3 separate regions of the Homo sapiens genome follow, and regions 2 and 3 are each linked to region 1. Evidence: read pairs that join two places in POLR2A ChIA-PET (ENCODE). Cell type or tissue: HepG2. All regions are shown on one strand.

Region 1 (2,500 bases):
CACATGGGCCCTGTCTGGATGGGAGCCTGGCTGGTCAGTTTCAAGACTTCCTAGAGGCTCGACTACTCCAGCCCCTTCAGACTTTACCAGGGACCTCTTACCTTCACCCTTTGGACTCACAAACTCCTTGGAGTTTCAGCTGCTGTTCACAGACTGGCCTACTGAGCTTCCCATGACCATCTGCTGGCCATGTCGGGGTGCACCTGTGCTCAGGTCCCTCAACGCCCAGCTACCTCCCACTGCTCCATCCACATGGATGCTGGTCACACTGACCTCACAGCCGGTGCTGATTTTTGTTTGGAGGGTTGTAGAGATATACTGTCATAGTTTTGTTCTGAATGTTGTCTTGAGTTTATTTTTTTCTTTTGGTGGTTTTGTTTGTTTTGTTTTGTTTGTTTGTTTGTTTTTTGAGACGGAATCTTGCTCTGTCACCCAGGCTGGAGTGCAATGGCGCCATCTCAGCTCACTGCAACCTCTGCCTCCCGGGTTCAAGCGATTCTCCTGCCTCAGCCTCCCAAATAGCTGGGATTATAGGCGCGTGCCACCATGCTCGGCTAATTTATGTACTTTTAGTAGAGATGGGGTTTCACTATGTTGGCCAGGCTGGTCTCAAACTCCTGACCTCAGGTGATCCACACACCTTGGCCTTCCAAAGTGCTGTGATTACAGGCATGAGCCACTGTGCCTGGACTTTTTTTTTTTTTTTTTTTTTTTTTGAGACAGGATCTCACTGTGTCACCCAGGCTGGAGTACAGTGGTGCAGTCACAGCTCATTGCAGCCTAGACTTCCTGGGCTCGGGCAATCCTCTCACCTCAGCCTCCCAAGTAGCTAGGACCACAGGCATGAACCACCACGTCTGGCTTTTTTTTTTTTTTTTTTTTTTTTTTTTTATGTAGAGACAGCATCTTACTATGTTGCCCAGGCTGGTCTGGAACTCTTGGGCTCGAGCAATCCTCCCACCTCAGCCTCCCAAAGTGCTGGAATTACAGGTGTGAGCCACTGTGCCTGGCTAGTCTTAAGTTTTTTATTTTGCTGTCTGGTTTCTCCATTCATTTTTAGGAGAAGATGAAGGAAGGTTTTGAAACTACATTTTATTTCCACCATCATCCCAGACCTGAGTTTTTTTTTCTACTGAGGTAAAGTTTACATACAATAAGATGAAGTTCCTAAATATGTTGAGTGTTAAGTTCAACAGATTTTGACAATTGTATGCCCTGTGTGGCCACCATGTTAAACAGGATTTATTTAGAACGTTTCCATCAACCCAGAAAGTTCTCTTATGTCCCTTTTGTCAGTGTCGCCCCCTAGGGGCAAAGGCTTTCTGACTTCTATCTCTGCAGATGAATTTTGCCTGTTCTAGTGCTTCGTTTGAGTGGAACTGTGCCCTGTATATTCTTTTGTGTCTAGCTTCTTTCACTCAGCATAAGGTCTGTAAGATTAATTCATGTTGTTGCATTGTATGAATCTGTTTGTGTCACTATCAAGGAATACCTGAGACTGGGTAATTTATAAGGAAAAGAGGTATATTTTGGCTCATGGTTCTGCAAACTGTACAAGCATGGCACCAACATCTACTTAGCTTCTCATGAGGGCCTCAGGAGGCTTACAATCATGGCGGAAGGTGAAGGGGTAACAGGTGCGTCACATGGCAAGACAGCAAGAGAGAGAGTGGGGAGGTGCTAAGCTTTATTTATTTATTTATTTATTTATTTATTTATTTATTTATTTATTTATTGAGACGGAGTTCCACTCTGTTGCCCAGGCTGGCATGCAGTGGTGCGATCTCGGCTCACTGCAACCTCCGCCCCCTAGGGTTCAAGCGATTCTCCTGCCTCAGCCTCCCGAGTAGCTGGGATTACAGGCAGCCGCCACCAGGCCCAGCTGATTTTTTTATTTTTAGTAGAGACGGGGTTTCAGCATGTTGGCCAGGCTGGTCACAAGCTCGGCCTCCCAAAGTGCTGGGATTGCAGGTGTGAGCCACCACGCCTGGCCTGAGTTCACAAAATTTAAGGAGGCAGTGCTGTGACATTCACACTAGCGCAGGGTCGGGAAGGCTTCCTTTTGATTGGATCCAGCGGAAAGCGGCCCCTCAGAAGCATCTACCTGGCATTTCTATAACAACGCACGTTTCTGTTCACCGTTGTATCACTCTGGAAACCTACGTGCCACTTCCTTCTTGGTGCTGACACCCTTCTCTACACACACACTGGCAGCCATAGCTCAGGGTTTCAGTACCAAAGAGGCACCCTCAAGCTCCCTTGCAGACTAGTGGGCACCAAAGTTTGGGAAATAACTGTGGGAGAAAACCTTAAACTTTAGAAATTTTATTATGTAGTGATTTTTTTCTGCATATTGGGAGGAGATTGCCAGCATTCCTTTTCTGGGCGATCCCCTAGCCCCGTGGGATGATGTGAGGACACCTAGAGCAGGAGGAAGGACCCACTGTGGGAAAAGGGTGTGTGGACAGAGGCTGCGCAGAGGCGGGAGGGCCTCCAGAGG
Region 2 (2,500 bases), 72 kb before region 1:
CTCCTGATTTCGTGATCCGCCCGCCTTAACCTCCCAAAGTGCTGGGATTACAGGCGTGAGCCACTGCGCCCAGCCCGTTTGTTTTTGTTTTTTGGTGGACATCAACTTTAATTTGCCCTTTGTTTTGTTTTGTTTTTGAGGCAGGGTCTTGCTCTGTCTCCCAGGCTGGAGTGCAGTAGTGCAATCTTGGCTCACTGCAGTCTCGACCTCAAGAGGATCAAGCAATCCTCTTGCCTTAGCCTCCCGAGTAGCTGGGACCACAGGCGCACACCACCATGCCCAGCTAATTTTATTTTATATTTTGTAGAGACAGGGTTTTGCCATGTTCCCCAGGCTGGTCTCAAATTCCTGGGCTCAAGCAATCCGTCTGCCTCAGCCTCCCAAAATGCTGGAATTACAGGCACGAGCCACTGTGCCCGGCCTTAATTTGCCCTTTGAACATGTACAATTCAGGGCCTCTCTGGGCCTCAGTTTCTTGATCTCTGAGATGGGAAGATGGGATAATAATACTTGTTCCTCCCGTCCTTCAGCTCCTCCAGGGGACCCTCACACCAGCACACTCTCTGTCAGTCTTCCCTCAATGAACCCAGCAGGCAAGCTTGGTTTTGACAGAGGATGGGTGAGCAGAGATAAGGAAAACGGCCAGAAATATCTGGCTTCCCTCAGCAGGGGCACCAAAATTGGTACCTGGAAATTGCCTGGCTTGGACAGGCAGAATTGTCACTGTCAACCCCCACCACCAAAGGTCTTGGGTCTTTGTCTTTCTGCTTGTGGTGTTTGAGAGAGCTGCTTGACACAGCCGAGGTGCGGTCTGTGTCAGGTGACCTGGGCATCCTGGGGGTGCAGGGAGAAGCCCAGGTAAGGAGGAGGAGGGGCCGGTCATCAGTGGGGAAAAGTGATTGTCTACCCCACGGGAAGGTCAAGGGTAGGACGCTGTGAGAAGCCAGGGGGAGAGATGAAGTGAGGCATGATGCGGGGGGCCCTCATCCACCATCCCCCTCTTGCAGCTGTGCTGGGAAGAGCCTAGGCTCCAGGGTCCAAGGTGGCAGGGACAGAAGGAAGCACGTGTGAGCACTTTCTCCCTGCTGGCCCGCCTTCCTGGTTGGCAATGCCGTGAGTGTTCCAGGATGTGGCCCCGTGGCTGTCATTTCCTTTCTTCCACCTAGTGATAACAATGGCCACTGTTTGTGTGCCCACAGTCGGCCTGTGTCCCAGACACCTTCCCTCCATTGCGTCATCTCGTCCTCCTGCCTACCCTGAAGGCTGGATGCCAGCCAAGCCTGTCGTTTCTGTGGCCATGCTGTCGTGGGTGTGTGGGGGGCATCCCCTAGCCCCAGGCTCTGGTGGGGGGTACACAGGCTGGGCCATTGACGAAGGGGTGTGTGGAATCTTTCTTTGATTTCACTGCACCCCTGGTGACTTTCTCCCTCAATCTGAGGCTCATGGGTGCTGGATGCTCTTGACTCTCTGCCCTTCCTGGGCGCACCCCTCCGCGTCCCTGTGGGCCCGTCCTCGGGGTAGCCTCTCTGCGCTCTTCCAGGCCAGGCCTGAGTCCCACAGGTCCCCATCTTCCCGGCTGCAGCCCCCAGAGGCTCAGCCTATACTGCTACTTCCTTTGAAAACTATAATCGCTTTACATAGCATCTGGAAAATAGGGAAAAGGAAAAAACAAAAGCCCATAAACCCAGCACCCTCATCTACTCAATGGCATGTTTTCTGTCAGTCTATCTTGGTTTGTTTTCTATCAGGCTTTGTTTTTTCTATGCATAATATTTACTCAGTTAAATTTTTGTTTTGACAAACTTTCTGTGAGCCAAGCTTGTGGACGGAGATGAAAAGACGAGCAGCTGCCTTTGAGAAACTCAGACTCTGGGCCAGCCCATCTGGGTGCCAGCTTTCACTGCTCCACCCACTAGCTGGGTGACCCTGGGCCCGTGACTTTACCCCTCTGTTCTTTGGTGTTCTCATATGTAAAATGAGGATAATAATAGTAACCAGTTCATAGAGTGGTTGTCAGACAGAATGATTAATGTACGTAAAGCTTTCAGGATGGTGCCAGCAAGATGCACAGGAGTGTTTGGTAGGAGGATGACGAAGCTTACCGTCTGGCAGGAGGGGCAGTTGTAACATGCTGGGCTGTGATAGTACAGATGTGTTTAAAGTGAGGGAGAGCCCAGAGCAAGGAGAGAGAACCTGGCATCTGGTGATGGTGTATCAAGAACATTTTAGGCCAGACACGGTGACTCACACCTGTAATCCCAGCACTTTGAGAGGCTGAGGCAGGCAGATCGCTTGAACCCGGGCGTTCGAGACCAGCCTGAGCAACGTGGTAAGACCCTGTCTTTATAATTTTTTTTTTTTTTTTTCTGAGACGGAGTCTTCACTCTGTCACCTAGGCTGGAGTGCGGTGGTGCTATCTTGGCTCACTGCAACCTCCACCTCCCGGGCTCAAGTGATTCTCCTGCCTCAGTCTCCCAAGTAGCTGGGATTATAGGTGCCC
Region 3 (2,500 bases), 510 kb before region 1:
GCAGTTTCTGGAAACCTTCCTTAAAAAACAGCTTTATCTCTTTGTCCTTTCCTCCCTCCTGCTGCCTGTAATGCGAATATGATGGCAGGAGCTCCAGATGCCTCCTTGGACCCTAAGAACAAGGATCTTGGCTGGGTGCAGTGGCTCATGCCTGTAATCCCAGCTCTTTGAGAGGCCAAGTTGGGCAGATCACCTGAGGTTGGGAGTTCAAGACCAGCCTGGCCAACATGGTGAAACCTTGTCTCCTAAAAATACAAAATTAGCTGGGTGTGGTGGCACACACCTGTAATCCCAGCTACTCGGGGAGCTGAGGCAGGAGTATCACTTGAACCCGGGAGGTGGAGGTTGCAGTGAGCCAAGATCACGCCATTGTACTCCACCCTGAGTAACGAGCAAAACTCCATCTCAAAAAAAAAAAAAAAAAAAAAGGAACAAGGGTCTTATTTTATCTTATGAAAGCTGGAACCGTGTGCTGGAAGAAGTCAGAATCTATCCTGGCACGGTGGCTCATGCCTGTAATCCCAGCACTTTGGGAGGCCGAGGCAGGTGGATCACTTGAGGTCAAGAGTTCGAGACCAACCTGACCATCATGGTGAAACCCCATCTCTAATAAAAGAACAAAAATTAGCTGGGCGTGGTGGCGGACACCTGTAATCCTAGCTACTCGGGAGGCTGAGGTAAGAGAATTGCTTGAACCCGGGAGGCAAAGGTTGCAGTGAGCCGAGATCGTGCCATTGCACTCCAGCCTAGGCAACGGAGCAAGATTCCGTCTCAAAAAAAAAAAGAATCCCTGAGGACTTAGCACCACCAGTGCTTAGAAACACCATATGAACCCAGGCTTGCCCGCCTTCAGACTTTTATGTGGGAGAGAAATGTATTTATATTTACTTATTTAAAGACAGGGTTTGCTCTGTCACCCAGGCTAGAGTACAGCAGCACAGTCATGGCTCACTGCAGCCTCAACCTTCCAGGCTCAAGCAATCCTCCCACCTCAGCCTCCCAAGTAGCTGGGACTACAGGTGCACACCAGCGTGCTTGGCTAATTTTTTTTTTTTTTTTTTTTTTTGTAGAGAAAAGGTCTCACTATGTTGCCCAGGATGGTGGGAGAGAAATTTCTACCTAGTTTGAGCCACTGTTATTTTGAGTCTCTGTCACATTCAAACATAATCCTAACTTCTATTGCCTCTCTATAACAAATCGGGGATGCTTTCCACACTTAAGTATAACTGTCTATTTCCTGTTATCTCCCCTGCTAGACTGGAAGCTCCTCAAGCCAGGGGCTCAGTTTCAGTGTTTGCCCAGTGCAAACACATTAGTAGTTGCCCAGTGAAACATTTGCTGAAAAAGGTGATTGCATAAAGGGTGACAGCAATGTTTTTGAAGCACTCACCTTGAGCACTCGTGTAATTTGCATGCATTTGCTGACTTAATCCTACAAGGAAACCAAGGCGGTAAAGAGGTTTGATGACTTGCCCCAGATCACTGGCTGTTGAGTGAGAGAATTGGGACTGGAACCCTGGTTGCCCTGGGTCCCCAGCCCATGTGTTCTCCACATCAGCCACTGCTGTCTGCCATGCTCCTGGGAGGACCTGAAAGGTCTCGTTCTGCATGTTCCTTTGCTGAGAACAGTAAGAAATAGCAAAGAAATTGCATGTATTACTTTTTTGTATTTCTCTCACTGCCAATTTTATTTTGTTCTCTCTCTCTCGCTTTCTCCCTCTCTTTCTCTCTCTTGTCTCCTGAAGTCTTCTAGTGCAAATTCACCCAGTGAAAAAACCTCTTCGGCCAAGCAGAACTCAGAAAAAAGCTTACGAATGCAGAATACTGCAAAAGGTATATTGACTACCAAAAAGGGAAATGTAGGCTTTTGGCTTAGTTATTGTCTCCAAAACCCTGGTTTCTTGGGTTCGTATGAACAGAATTTGCTGACCTACTTTATACTTGGGGTTCCAGCCTGGGCCTTGGCACCAAGTAATATTTTATGAAAGGATGTAGTTGTCTTTTCAGTTCAATAAGCATTGATTTTTTTTTTTTTTTTTTTTTTTGAGATGAAGTCTCACTCTGTCGCCCAGGCTGGAGTGCAGTGGCACAATCTCAGCTCACTGCAGCCTCCGCCTCCCAGGTTCAAGCGATTCTCCTGCCTCAACCTCCCAAGTAGCTGGGACTACAGGCGTGCGCTACCACGCCTGGCTAATTTTTGTATTTTTAGTAGAGACGCGGTTTCACCATGTTGGCCAGGCTGGTCTCGAACTCCTGACCTCATGATCCTCCCGCCTCGGCCTCTCAAAGTGCTGGGATGACAGGCGTGAGCCACCTCGCCCAGCCTAAGCACTGATTAAGTTCCACTTTTGTGGTGATGAGGTCAGCACAGTGCTGTTATCTGTGGGGAAGAGAGGTTACTGACACCAGAAGAAAATAAATTTAAGACATGATGACTGCTCCTGTCCCCCACCAGAAACCAGTAATTACTAAGGTTGGAACTAATTTGCACCCAGGTCTT

Evidence for each region. ChIA-PET counts read pairs that join two places held together with the same protein. Peaks named below come from ENCODE experiments on the same cell type or tissue, not always from the same donor. Only the 100,000 strongest peaks of a DNase experiment are listed, where the experiment ranks them.
Region 2: POLR2A ChIA-PET joins it to region 1 with 8 read pairs; 12 of 35 experiments call an interaction of 5 or more read pairs at or near these places.
Region 3: POLR2A ChIA-PET joins it to region 1 with 5 read pairs; 2 of 35 experiments call an interaction of 5 or more read pairs at or near these places.

What each region holds. Positions count from the first base shown.
Region 1 is chr22:38,099,763-38,102,262 of GRCh38, reverse strand. All of the region lies in intron 4 of BAIAP2L2 (BAR/IMD domain containing adaptor protein 2 like 2), which reads left to right. Among named protein-coding and RNA genes, the nearest start is that of BAIAP2L2, 9.7 kb to the left of the region's middle. In HepG2, a CTCF peak has its summit at 1,297 (motif pointing left); a DNase peak (open chromatin) is centred at 1,302.
Region 2 is chr22:38,171,690-38,174,189 of GRCh38, reverse strand. All of the region lies in intron 1 of PLA2G6 (phospholipase A2 group VI), which reads left to right. Among named protein-coding and RNA genes, the nearest start is that of PLA2G6, 8.9 kb to the left of the region's middle. RefSeq lists a cis regulatory region at 8 and an enhancer at 1-80. In HepG2, no CTCF peak of the experiment used is centred here; a DNase peak (open chromatin) is centred at 1,189.
Region 3 is chr22:38,606,722-38,609,221 of GRCh38, reverse strand. It overlaps FAM227A (family with sequence similarity 227 member A), which reads left to right. Exons shown (of 17, transcript NM_001013647.2): 12 at 1,746-1,833. Among named protein-coding and RNA genes, the nearest start is that of DMC1, 38 kb to the right of the region's middle. In HepG2, no CTCF peak of the experiment used is centred here; a DNase peak (open chromatin) is centred at 1,321.